Regions from separate parts of the Homo sapiens genome. Here region 2 is linked to region 1. Evidence: chromatin contacts called from ENCODE Hi-C or POLR2A ChIA-PET data. All regions are on one chromosome and are shown on one strand. The core of a region is the stretch at or near the end of the contact, and the rest is flanking DNA. Distances in the headings are between cores, read along the strand shown.

The links. A loop is a pair of places that touch in the nucleus more often than their neighbours do. ChIA-PET counts read pairs that join two places held with the same protein, here RNA polymerase II (POLR2A). Pooled maps may share reads with other maps.
Region 2: a map of naive thymus-derived CD4-positive, alpha-beta T cell shows a loop between it and region 1 (6-fold over the local background). The contact joins two enhancer-like sites. A Hi-C loop is called at or near these places in 1 of 168 maps with a recorded cell type or tissue (naive thymus-derived CD4-positive, alpha-beta T cell), 8 of 37 single-sample maps with no recorded cell type and 18 of 50 pooled maps. POLR2A ChIA-PET finds 5 or more read pairs at or near these places in 18 of 52 experiments (A549, AG04450, BJ and 12 more).

Annotation. Positions count from the first base shown.
Region 1 is chr1:207,867,062-207,873,375 of GRCh38, forward strand. No RefSeq gene overlaps it. Among named protein-coding and RNA genes, the nearest start is that of CD34, 41 kb to the right of the region's middle. RefSeq lists enhancers at 1,181-1,230, 1,311-1,490, 6,020-6,079, 6,230-6,279 and a silencer at 1,761-2,150. Within about 2 kb of position 1,355, at least 34 of the 41 ENCODE cell types and tissues checked have a DNase peak (open chromatin) inside an H3K27ac peak, as active enhancers do.
Region 2 is chr1:207,959,085-207,966,023 of GRCh38, forward strand. LINC02767 (long intergenic non-protein coding RNA 2767) reads left to right here. Exons shown (of 3, transcript NR_167983.1): 2 at 1,031-1,155. Among named protein-coding and RNA genes, the nearest start is that of LINC02767, 3.6 kb to the left of the region's middle. RefSeq lists enhancers at 1-379, 4,181-4,280, 4,341-4,400, 5,087-5,616. Within about 2 kb of position 4,592, at least 31 of the 41 ENCODE cell types and tissues checked have a DNase peak (open chromatin) inside an H3K27ac peak, as active enhancers do.

The DNA of each region.
Region 1 (6,314 bases), core at 105-2,604:
CAAATCTCTTATAATGCCACCACCATCCTTCTAGTTACCCTTGCTCCTCAAAGGCAGAGCTAATTTCTCCCTCTCTTTATCCAACCCTAAGTACCATGTGTTCTTCCACTGCAACATTTTGGGGTTCATCTCGCCATGCCACCTGCCATGCCAGGGGTCCCCCAAAACAAAGAGCTGGTATCAAAGCACAAGGATGGCTTCTGCTCTACCAGACAGGGCAAGTGGGACTAGTGGGGCAGGAAGGTGAGGAAAACTGCCCAGCCAACCGTGTTCTCATCCCACACAGCTGGTGTGGAGAGGGACCTGGCTCTCCCAGCCCCCCTCCTATGGCTGAGATCAGGAGAAGGAGCCAGGTTGGGGATCGGGGGAGTAGGTTCACCCACAGGCTTCCACAGATCCTGCCTCCCACACGGACACCGTGTCTGCGTGACCTGAGAGCGGAGACACAGTGCTCGCCCTGGAAGATTATATAAGCGTTATATAACATGGTGGCACCAATAAGCACACAGGAGCAGTTGTCGAGTGCCAGGGACAGGCCAGGGGTGGAACCAAACCCAAGGGGCTGGAGGTTCAGCCCTCCTGCCACCAATGCCAAAGCAGCACCAGGCCCTGGCTGCCTCGGCCCTGTCTATACCTGCTCCTTCCAGCCCAGAGGACACAGAGAGAAACTTGCCAGGCTCTGCGCTCTTCTTCCCACTCTGGGCAGCAGGGAGGGGCCGCAAAACCGTCACCACCCTGGGCCATGGCAGCCTCTGCCCATCCGGCCTAAGGCAGCCTAGCTGCCTTTCCTGCAGGGGAGCAGCCATGGGGTCCTCGGCAGGGGAGGGGTGTGGACCAGTAGCCCCCTCCTCTCTGTCCTCCTACCAGAATGTAGGAGCACTTGTTTGGGGAACAAGTGCTGCAACAGCAGCTCCAGGATTGGCTGGGCCAGCCGTTCCTCTGCTCTGTCACTTGCTGTTTCTCTAAAAAACAAAACAAACCGAAAGGGAAAGAAAAAAAAATTAAGCACATTTGACAAATGCCAGATCCCAAATTTTGGTCTACGGTTGCAAAGCTGGAAGGAAGGGGTCCTAAGGAAATTACCCTATTTCCCTACAGCCCCCATCTCCCACCATTCCTGGCCAATTCACCATCTATGAACTTGGGCTGTGAGCCTGAAGATTGCTCCGCAGCCCCTATCTCTGGAGCTGCCTCAGTGGCTGTAGCTCCTTCGGGTAATATTCCCCCTCCCTCTACAGAATGCTCAGAGTCTGCGGCTCCCGGATATACACGCGGGACTAGGCGGCCGGCCTGGGGCAGTTCTGGGCAGTTTGGGCCAGGTCTTAATCAAACTCCTCCACCGTCATCACCACACCCACTTTATTAATTTGGCAGGGGTGGGGGCAGCTGAACAGAGACAGAGCCAAGTGATCTCCCGCAGCACCTGCCCTCTCCTGAGCTATGCCTCTGGCCTTCCCGCCTCCTCCTCCACACGGACCTCCGCGCCCCCTGAAGAAGGGGGGAAAAAGAAATACGCATTAATACCTCGAGCCTTGGCGCACCAGCCCTCGCCCCCTCAACCACCTGTCTCTGCGTTCTCCCCCGCAGCCTTCCTCAACTCTGGGCGCCCCCTCTGCAGCAAAGGGGCACCACGCCCACTGCGGAGAGGAGAAATGCAAGGTGGGGAGCGGACAGGGGCTCACTTGAGGGCCCGGGGGCTGCTCACTCACCCCTGCGCGCAGCTGGCCCTGGCCCCAGAGCCTGGGGCCCGCCCGGAGCTGCTCCAGGCCGCGACCGCTCCCACCCCCGCGGCGAGGCCAGCAGCGCCCCAAGGCCGCGCTGCAGCCGGGGTGGGGCGCGACCGGAGCGCGGCCGGGGCCCTGGGCATCGTCCCCAGGGAGCCCACCCTACCCCGGGACGCTCGGGGACCGCCCTGCAGGCCCGGCCCAAGGTGCCCACTCCCACCTGGCCGAGTCCCGGCTCTTACCTCGGCGGCCTTCCGCCCTCCGGGGGTACTGCGCAAACAGGCTCTCCCCCGGCCCCCGCCCGCCAAGCGCCCCGCTGCAGGCCCGAGATGCGCAGCCGCTGCGGACGCCGGCTCCGCGGCGGCCGCTTCCCGGGCGTGTGAGCTCAGCCTGCCCGCGCGCCCGCGCTTCCCACGCTCGGCGTCCCGCGCGGCGCCACCCAGCGGCCGCGTCGGGCGCTGCACGCTCGTGTCCGGGAAAATCTGCAGCAGCCGGGCCTGCCAACTGATTCGGAAATTCCCAGAATTTGACCATGGGCTTGCGGCGGGGCGGGAGACCTGTCAGGCCGTGTGGCCGTCGCTAGACTCGGGGCAGAGCAGCTCCCACCCACCCTGTCTCTGAAGGGGACTCCAGAGTCTTTGCAAGATATTCTGATTTCCCCCCTGTTCCTCTGACCTTGCCTCGCCATATTTCTTCCAGGGCAGTGGAGACTGTGGGGATGCTGGTGACTCCTTGTAAAATGGGGGTGGAGAATCGAGGGGTGGGAAATGGGTGGGAAGCGCTCGAGGCTGGCATCTCAAGGCCTCCATGGGCCCGTCTAGAGATCCGAGGTGTGCACTGAGTCACTTCCCGAGCTTGTTAGAACACACATGCACAGATGCCCCAGCCTACCTGTAAATTCTAATTCGGAAATTTCAACTGCTGTTTTTAACCTTTTCTTGTACCTACACCCTTCTGAGAATTGCAGAAGAGCTATGGACCCTGTCTTCAAAAAAAGCACATGCATACAGAAATATAATTTTGCACAATATTTCAGGGAATTCTGAAACTCCTCAAAGCTCCGTGGATCCCAGCTTAATATCTCACTTTGTGCAGATACCCTAAGCAGAAAGAGCGAGCTGGTGATTACCTGAATACGCTGCCATCTTATCTCATGCTTTTTCCTCCTTCAGGGATATCTCCACTGGACGCCCAACCTCACATTTCCGCCTGTAGAAATTCCACCTGTCCTTTAAGGCCAACTCGAAAACCTCTTCCTCTCTGATTTTCCCAATCAGCAATGTCATTTATGACCTCAGTTTTCTGAGAGTATGTCTTTTATGGCTGTTAACATGTTATAAACACACCTGTATTTATTTCTGTGGTTGGTTTTCTTATCTCCTTCTAGATAGCAAAACTGTTTTAAGATCAGTTTCTCCCTCTGCAACTACTAAGGGCCTTACATGGTATGCCTTCGACAAACAGTTCTTAAGTAATCAGAGAGATTGGATTGAGAGAATAGGAGGCCCAGCAAATGCCTTTGCTCTACCTGCACCTTTCCTCCCTTCCTGATGCTCCACCACATGGACCTCTAGGCGTCTGGAAAACAGAATCCTCAAGTTGATAGGCTTATCTCATTCATTCCTGCTCCTCCAGGCAAGGCAGCCATAATTTAGGGGTTCCTGGATGAAGTTGCAAGACAAGTTCATGCAGGACACACATACCAAATAGCAGATATTCTACCACCAGTGTCTCCTAGTCCAGTGAGGGATGTCCCCACCCGCCTGGTGCACAAGCAATGTGGATGTCATCCTTGACTTTTCCATCTCACTTCCCTCCTTTCTTGCACATATGCCAATCAATCACCACATCCTGATTCTACTTCCTAAATCTTAAATCTCTAAGATTGGCCCTCTCTTTATTCCTAGCTCATTCCACCATTATTTCTTGCTGGGATTTCTGCATTTGTCTCTAGCCTAACTCGCCTACCTGCCTCCAGCCTCACTAGGCCCAGATCCAGTCTCCACATCTGCTGTGTACTGAATGTCTGTATCTCCCTAAAGCTTGTTTGTGTGCTCTTTCTCTCTCTCTCCCTCTCTGCTTTCCAACACGGGAGGATACAGTGAGAAGATGGCCAACTGCAAACCAGGAAGCAGACCTTCTCCAGACACAGATCTGCTGATGCCTTGATCTTAGACTACCTTGCCTCCAGAATGGTGAGAAATAAATGTTGTTTAAGCCACTCAGTCTGTGGTATTCTGTTGTAGCAGCTTGGACTAAGACAATATCCCATTTAGAAGGATCTTGCAAATATATCAATCCTTTCCCTACGTAAAACTCTTATGCAGTTTCATTCTGGACTAAGGATGAGGTTCAAACTCCTTTGCCTGGCTCACAAGGCCTCCTAGATCTGGGCCCAACTGACTCTCCAGCCTCCTGTCTTGGCACAGCCTCCACTCTTACCTATATGCTTCACTTGTACTAAACACCATGTTTCTCTCCATCTTGATAAAAGTCCTCCCCCAATTTTTTTTTTGAGACGGCCTCACTCTGTCACTGTCACTGGGGTGCAGTGGTGTGATCTCAGCTCACTGCAGCCTTGATCTTCCCGGCTCAAGTGATTCTTCAAACTCAGCCCCTTGAGTAGCTGGGACTACAGGCATGCGCTACCATGCCCAGCAAATATTTTTGTATCTTGTAGAGACAGGGTTTTGCCATGTTGCCCAGGCTAGTCTCCAATTCCTGAGCTCAAGCGATTTGCCTGCCTCAGACTCCCATAGTGCTGAGATTACAGGCATGAGTTGCCGCACCTGGCTGTCCCCGACTTTTTGAGACTTTGTTTCACCTATTCCTCAGGTTTCCCAACTGTCTCCTCCTGCACCACCTGGCCCTTCCTCTGCTATAATATGAAAATCACAATATTGTTATTGTTCTTATATGACGTCTGCTTTCCCTGCCACACTAATACCTCTGCGATAGTATCCTCAATGCCTAGCACAATACCTAGTGCCAAATGGGAACACATAAATATTTATTAAATGAATGAAAGCTTTGAACATGGCACATAGCCCAGATGAGAGACTCTGGGGGTAAATGCAGTGGTGCTTCATAATCTAAAAGTCAGATAGGGTGGGACAGGCCTACTGCTTTTTAATAATAGCACTATTCACTGTTTTCAAGTGAATTTCAATCTTTCTGAGTTTTTTATTTCCTTATCTAAAAAATGAAAATAATAATAATTAGGGTTGCTCTGAAGGTGGCCAGAGATATATGTGTAACAAAGTATTTTGTAATTTTAAAATTCTCTCTCTCTCTCTCTCTCTCTCTATATATATATATGTTAGAAGTATTGTATTACTTCACTTGATCCTCACAATAACATTTTGAATAGACAGCTGACATTTCCTACTTTGCATATAAGGAAACTGAAGGTAGACATGGTAAAGCAATTTGCCTAAGGTCACCCAGATGGTTGCCAAGGAACAGAGGCCTGACATGGGATTTCAAGCTCAGACTCTCTCCGCCACATCACCACTGCTCCTCTCTCCATCCCCAAAGTAGGTATCGATGTTGGGACACGTACATGTTGACATCCTGAGGATCATGCAGCTCATAAATGTCACCACTGACCGCTTCTGAAGGGTTTTTATGTGTGTGTGGATGTGTTTGTTGAGGCACAGGGGGCAGAGGTGAGTTGTTGGTAGAAAATGGACTATATATCAACAGTTACCAAGATAGGAAAGAATGGGGTGGGGAGGAATTGGCCTTGGCCTTGGGTCTGACCCTATGCTCTCTATCTCTGCCCCTTCTCTTACTCTAATGGGGCTACCTCAATTGACAGCCCCCTTTACTGTGTAGTTGGACCCCCGCAGGCTCTGAGCTTCTCAGAAGCTGGAGATCTTCCATTTCCTCCATATTTTCAATTCTGTCCATCAGCAAATGTTTATTGAGCTCTTACCAAGTGCTTTGTCACAGCCCATGGAAGCCTGGCCAAATTGCTTAACCTCTCTGAGCCACAGTTTCCCCATTCTGCAAAATGGGATTGATAGCCCATCACATGGCTGTTGGGAGGATTAAGCAAGATAACCTATCAACTGTTGGTGAGCTGTTGCTAGTGGAGACACCTGCCCCCAAACCCCACCCTGTGTCTGCTATTTTTCATATGAATGCAAGGGGATGTCTGCTTAGTAACTAGGGGACAGAGCAGATCGGAGGAGCTGGGAAAGTGAGAAAAGGAGTATGAAGGCTGCAGTACTCCTCAATGTGCATTTGTCGGGGATATGTAGATGGCTGTGGGGCTCAGAGCTTGTTGGAACTCTTGAAGAATGACTTGTGAGTTTCTGGACCCAGGCAGAGCCCTTTGAGCTTGCAAAACAAGGTCAGGCACGGTGATGAGAGGCTTTCCCAAGCTCTTGGTGGGCGGGGAGCACGAACCACTGAGAGCCACAACAGGAGAGGCAGAGCAGAGCAGCCATCTTTTGGTGACCACAGCTGTGAGGGCTCATCTGAGGTCCCTTTTTGGGAACTCCCAGAAATAACTCAAGGGCATCTGAGAATGTAGATGAAATCATCAGACAAGATATTACAAACATAAAGAACGGAGGTGGTGCC
Region 2 (6,939 bases), core at 3,342-5,841, 95 kb after region 1:
GTGGAACCCCGGGGTGATGAGCCCCGGGGGAAGCCAGCATCTCTTGCCCTCCAGTGCCGGCGCCCGGCAGAGCCCCGGGACTCCTAGTTTTTGCCGCCGCTGAGGACGCGGCGCGGGCTGCTGGCCGCGTCGCCGAGGGAGGGCCCGGACAGCCCTGCAGCGCGTCTCAGCGGAGCCCTGGGGGCCGCGCCGCTCCTCCAAACATGATTCAGAACCGCCCGTCAGCCTTGGCTCCAGCGCCTGGCGCGAGCGAACCGGGCTTGGCTGTCTCGGCCCCGTCTGAACCCTGCGGGCCGCGGGCCAGGGCGCGCCGGGATCCGCTGCGCCAGGACCCTGCAGACCCGGCCGCGGCCGGGCCGAGTGCCTCCCGCCGGGGCCTTACGCCCACGGTCCACGCTTGCAACACCAGGGCTGTACGGCGGGTCCGCAGCTGGGTCTGCGCCTGGGACTCGGGGCTCCCTGCGCTCCTCGTGCCGCACCCCTTGCCTTAACCCCAAGCGGACGGGTCCTGGGGCTTCACCGGCCAGGCCGGAGCCCCAGCCCCACAACTCCCCCCCTCCCACCGCACTGCCCCCTCTGCGCTGTGGCGGGAGTTGGGGACTGGGGCCGGAGAAAGGAGACGCGCCGGTCCTCAAGTCTCTTGAGCCATTTCGGTTCCGGGCGCGCCCCCCAGGGCTGCAGTCGCGCGAGGTTCCAGATAGTGCAGCTGTGTGGCGCCAGGCTTCCAGCGGGTTCTTGGTGGGGGTTCCCTCTCTGTGAGTCGGTGGGCAGAGATTTGCCTTGGAGGGTCGCACCTGGCTACAGAAGTATGAGACTTAGTTTCCGGGGAGCAGAGGGGCCTTGGGATAAGGAACTGAAGCTTCTGGGGAGTAGTTTGGAATTTTGGTTCCACCAATTATCAGCTGTCCAACCTGGAGAAATCCACTCCCCCTGTTTTCTTGGTTATAAATAACTATAGCTACCATTTGAGTGCTTATTATTTTCCATGTACTTTACGTATGTTATTTTTATCTTTCCAACGATTTTACAGGCCATATTCTGCTGATGGAGAAATGGGATCTCACCCAAGGAAAGTGACTTGCCAGGGTTACACCACTGGTAAGTGGAGACCTATGACTTGAACCTGTCTCTAACTCCAGAGACTGTACTTTCTCGGTAAGTGAGAACATTGACGCCATACAAAGAATTTTAAAACTGTAAGATGGTGACGGATACCATTCTCTTCTGACCTGTCCTCAGGCCACGTCCTGAAGTCCAGGCTGAAAGCATGACCTTTCTTTCTCCCTACCTCCTCAGCCACGCTTCCCTAGGCGGGTCAGAGTGCAAGAGGTAGGGTCTGGGACTGGGGACCCCTGGGTCAGCCTTGCACACCACCCCCACCTGGACCCTTCCCATCCTCATTTCTACCCCACACTGCTCAATGTCCTTGAGAGACAAGGTGGTGTCACTGTTGTGGCATTTCTCCTCCACTACCAGTTGCACAAGAGGATTTTCTCCTGTGCTCAGAGTGGGAAGAAGACCAAGAAGGTCTGTACAGTAACTCGAGAACCCTGGGGCCCAGTTTGAGCTCTTAGGACGCCAGCAGTGCCTCAACTTTCTCATCTGTGTTTAGAATTCACTTTGCAGAGAAAATGAGTGGACTCTTGGGGAGAGGAGGGCCTGGGTGTCAGAGAAATTTGGGTGCCAGTCTTTTGTAAAATGGAATCTATTGATAATGCCACCACCAGTCTTGCCTGACCCCACAAGAGTTGCGGTAAGACTCAAAATGGATAATGGCCACACAGTGCTCTGGGAAGTGTGAAGTGCCTCATAAACATAAGATGGTATTATTCATAGAAGCCATTGCAGGCAACAGGAATACAAAGATGAATGCCATCTTGGAAACTTTCAGGCTAGCAGGGGAAATATGAATGGCCATACAGTTAAAATATAAAACAGGGCATGCAAATGCTCCACCAATATGCCCGCGTGGTGCCAACTCATACTGATTTTGTAATAACAAAGAATATATACAGGTCTATCTGGGTGACCTCTACTACTATTGCAAGAACTCCTCTCCACAATGGCTCTAGCCAATCTGTCTCCCCTCTACAATTAGCTTCCTTCTTACCACCTGCGTGATCTATGGCAGGATTTTTTTTCCTTTGGAGTGTGTTTGTATTAGTTCCCTATTGCTGCTGTGATTGATAACCACACACGTAGTGGCTTAAAACAACACACGTTTGTTATCTTACAGTTCTGGATGTAAGAAGTCCAAAATGTGTCTCACTGGGCTAAAATCAAGGTGTCAGCAGGACTGTTCCTTCTGGAGGCTCTGGGGGAGACTGTTTCCTTGACTTCTCCAGGTTTTCGAGGCCACCTGCATTCCTTGGTCTGCGGCCCCTTCTCCATCTTCAAAGCTATCAGTGACCAGCCGAGTCTTTCTCACATTGAATCACTGCCACCTCTGCTTCTGTGGACACATCTCCTTCTTTCCCTAACACTGTTTTCTCCCCATCTCAAGAATCTTAATATAATTATATCTTTAAAGTTCCTTTTGCCTTGTAAGGTAGCCGTTTCACAGGTTCCAGGGATTAACACCTGGACATCTTTGAGTCGGAGGGAGCATTTATCAAAAAACAAAAACCCTAGGGCCTCAAACAAAACATTTTTAAAAGAGAAATATAAAAGCTTCAACTCTTCTTCAAATAAGTAACATAGCAACTTTTTCTATAAATGTAACAAATTCTGAAAAAAAAAACCAAAAAAAACAAAGAAACAAACTTTCAGTTCCTAACTACACCCATAAAAAATCAGACTCCCTGGTGTCAGGGAAGAAGAAACAATGGGTGACAATAAATAGACTCCACATAAAAGGGAAGGGAAAGGCTCCCTAGGTTGAGAAGTTATGATATGTGCTTCACTGGGAATGTAGGTACAGCCTTTGGAAATGATTAGTTGTTAACAATTGTCCACAGCTCTTCAGCTGCTCTACTTTATAATCCTTTAGTGTAGTGACATCTAAAACATTTTTTAAATAAATCAATCAACTGTATTTTTTAGAAAAATTTTAGTTCACAGCAATATTGAGCAGAAAGTAGAGTTGCTTGTCCCTTCACCCTCCTCCCACTTAAAACATTTTTAAAGCATTAATAGAATTCTTGGCTCCTTATTTTCCCCCCAAAAGAAATTCCTACCTAAAAAATAAAAATCGTGCTGCTCTGGTTCAAGTGGACTCATGGAGTCCCTCAACCTCTGTAAATCCTACTGCATGGTTTAACACCTGTTTTGCAGTTACTTCTCTTGAGTGGAATAATGAGAATAACTCAAGTTAGAAAGTACCCTCCGGACCACAGAAGTAGGGAGACTGTCATGTTGGAAATTATTCTCCAGGCTTCAGAAGCAAGAATTGTCATAATATTCTCCCAGGAATTAGAAAAGAGCAGGCTCTTGTTCTGACGTAGAAGCATAGAGTCTTCTAGGCCATAAATCTGCTTATTTTAGTTACAATAGTGAAAGGGCCAGTGGGCAACACGGTAAAAAGTACATGGGCCCAGAAATTGGGGACTTGGATGGGGCAGCTGGGATGTAGGGGACATATTAATTAAGACCTAGTGTGGGCCTTTCGTATTCTGGGTCAGATAAGTGAACAAGCAGGTGAGGTTCTGTGTGGGCTACCCTGGAATACAGTGTTGCATAGGGTTGTGTGAGAGGTGCGGGGAACGCCTAGAAAACTTTGCAGGGAGAATGTTTTCTAAGCCAACACCTAGAAGACAAGCAAGAGTTTGCTGGGCAGAGAGTGAAGCTGGGCGCGGCTGGGATCATGGAGCCGGATGTGCACAGCCGGGACATGGGGAAGAGCTGCAGTGGAGAGTGGGGTATGGTGGAGAGCAGTCAGGGCCAGACGATGCTGGCGGGCCTGGAGGCCTTGGGAGCGCTGACTTTCTCCAAGAGCTGGGGGTGCCAGGACAGGGTCCCAAGCAGCGGCCCTACGTGGCCTGGTTTGCTCTTCACTGGCAAGCTCCATGGCCCTGGGCAATGTGCTGCTTCTGTTTTTCTTCTCATCGGTGCCTGGCTGAGCTCTGGAATCGTTTCCTGCTCTGAGCCTGAAACTTCAAGCAGTAAGAAGACGGTCCACAGCCCGGTTACTGGGGCTCTGCAAATGCGACGTTCCCAGTGGCCCTCTCCCAGGCTCCGGGCCTCCGGGTAGAGGAACTTCTGTCTGTAAAGGATGAAGGCGACCTTGCTCAGGCTGCAGCGGGATGGAGAAACGTGACCCAGCGGAGGGGCTTTCGGCTGCGAGGTGCGAGAGGCGACCCGAGGGGTGAAAGCAAGGCGAGTGCGGTCAGCGCACCGGGCTGGGCGGCCTCCCAGCCGGCCGGGGAATTCGTTCCCAGCTCCAGCCGCATCTCACCGCCTCTATCGCGCCTTTGGGGCCTCAGAGGGAGGCTGCATGGCCCGGAGGCCTGAAATCCGCCATTTGTTCCCTCCCGGGGCGGCAGAGCCACAGCTCACTGAAGGCTGCAGCCTCGGCAGCCGGAAGCGCTGGCCGGGCGCTTGGCCAGCGACCGCCTCGGGTCGGCCTCGGGTCTGCGCAGGCGCAGGCTCGGGAAGCCGGGCGCGGTGGTGTTTCTGCGGCCCGCGGCTGCCCTCTCGTGGCCGCAAGGCGCCATGGCACGGCCGCTTCCACGCAGCGGAGGTGCGCTGGCCGGAAGGCGGCGGGTCCGGCCAGCCAGGGAGACCAGCCAAGCGCTGTGTTTTTCCAGGTCCGCGCGGGCCAGGGGAACCCTGCGTGTTTGCTTGGTGGGAGTGGTTTACTGGGAAAGTAGACGGAAGGTACCCTGCAAATCGGCGTGCACTGTATTGTTTGGGAGTCAACAGCCTGGAAAGTAAATATCAGGTGAGGGCAGTGCTGGGAACCACCGCCTGCCCCCTCCCCTGGCCTTGGCCCTGACTTTGAGCGGGGCACCGCGGGCCAAACAGCTCGGCGGCCCAGGGGAGAGGGAGGAGGAGGAGGAGGCAGGCAGCGGGGGAGGTGTCAAGACTCAGAAATAGGAGCCAGCTAGGCCCAACATACGCCTGCCACCCCAGGGGCTGCAAACAGGGAATACCATCCCTTCTGCCCACCCCACGAAGACATCGTACACCCCGACGAGTCACCATTCCAGAAAGGCTGGCTTTCTGCAAGCGTGCGGGGGCGGTGAGAGTGGAGGGTGGCGGGGTTGCTCGGGGCCCACCCAAGCATAACTGTCTGAAGGGCACACCTCACAACGGAAGGTTTAGGCGAGAGGGGTGAACCCACACTCTGGCACGAGAATCATATGTTCTGTTCCACCCAGGGAGCCGCACTACATAGAGTTCTCTTTAAATTCATCTTCACTGGCTGGGTGTGGCTGAGTCTTCTCCTATCTCCTGATTCTCAGTTAACTTTTTGCGTCCCACCCTGTTCTTGTCTCAAGCAGTCGCTTTGGAATGTGTTTCCTCTCGTCCGGGGTTTGAAGATTAGTCATGAAAAACATCACTCTGCCCTTGCTGAAGTGCATGTTGGCTACTCGATCATTCCACCTGTGTGCCCCAAGACGGTCTGCTAAGGAGGGCTCCCCTCTTTTCCATGCCCTCTCAGCTCCAGACTCCATCCCATCCATCAACATTATCCTGTGCCCCCGAGGGAGGAGGGCGGGGGAGGGTTTCTGTGCCTGGATTATTGGTGAGAGGAGAGCAAGTGCAGAAATGAAGCTATGACTCTTGCAGAAGTCATGCATTCCGTTCAAGGATATTCCTTTCCGTAGCCTCCACACATTCCCTCTGGCTGCAGGCCCCTGGGATTTTTCTGTGTGACCCCGTCACATTGCATCTGTATAGATTGTCAAAGCACCTCATGACTGTGGAGGAAGAAGTCGGGGACAGAACATGGATCTGGAAGGCTCACAGCATGGATTTGGTAGGGTGACACAATGTCCCATGTTCTTCAAGAAATGTCTAGACTAGGTGATTGATTCTATCGTAGATCTGGCACAATGCTCCTGCCACACAGGGGGCAAATTGAGATCCAGAGAGAAGTGACTGGCCCAGGTCACTCAGCCAGCTGGTAACTTAGCTGGAATTCGTTCCCAGGTCTCCTGACATCCAGTTCATTCATTTTTTGCACGTTTCCTGAGGACTTACTGTATGCTAGGCACTGTTGTAGGTGCTAGGCATATACAAAGTGCCCGTATAGAGCTTGTGTCTTGTAGTGTGTGTGTGGGGAGATTGTGGATAAACAAATAAACAGATTTATCCAGAATGCCACATGGTTAAAAGTTTTTATGATACTCAGTGCCTCTTTTCCTCTTGTTTTTGAAGGGAATGGGTTTGAGGCTTGAGAAGAGATGTTCACTCATACACTGGGTCATTAAATAAACATTAGAGGATGCCCCACTATGTGCCAGATGCTGTGCAGGGCACACAGATATAAAGGCAGGGGTCTGTCTTCAAAAGCTGCCACCAGCTGGGCAGATAAGGTATTCCTCTTAGCATCTTTACATGGATTTCTGTAATTGTTATGCTAATTGTTTTTCTCCCCAGATCTCTCCCAAAAAGGATGCTTGTAGAAAACGATGATTCTGAAATGGTACAAATCCCTTTCCCAAAAGGCATCTCAAAGCCAGCCGCTGCTACTGACTTATTGATGGCTATCACCCAGTGGCCTTGGGGAGGCGGTGGGAAGCCCAACCACTGCCTGTAATAAGGAGAGACAACTCAGCATCCACCCTGCAGTGAATAATAGAACAAAAAGCTGCCGGCGCCTGCAGGATCAAAGCACATGAGCGATCACAGTGTCTCTGGGTTAAATAGATCCGCGAAGGCCAGGCAGCCAGCAGATGTCATGGAACTTTTTGGGGGAGAAGTCTGGGTTATGGAGGAAGCCTCAGCTGGATTTCAGTACCTTACAAGATGCTCTTCTGTGGCTCTCTCCTGCTA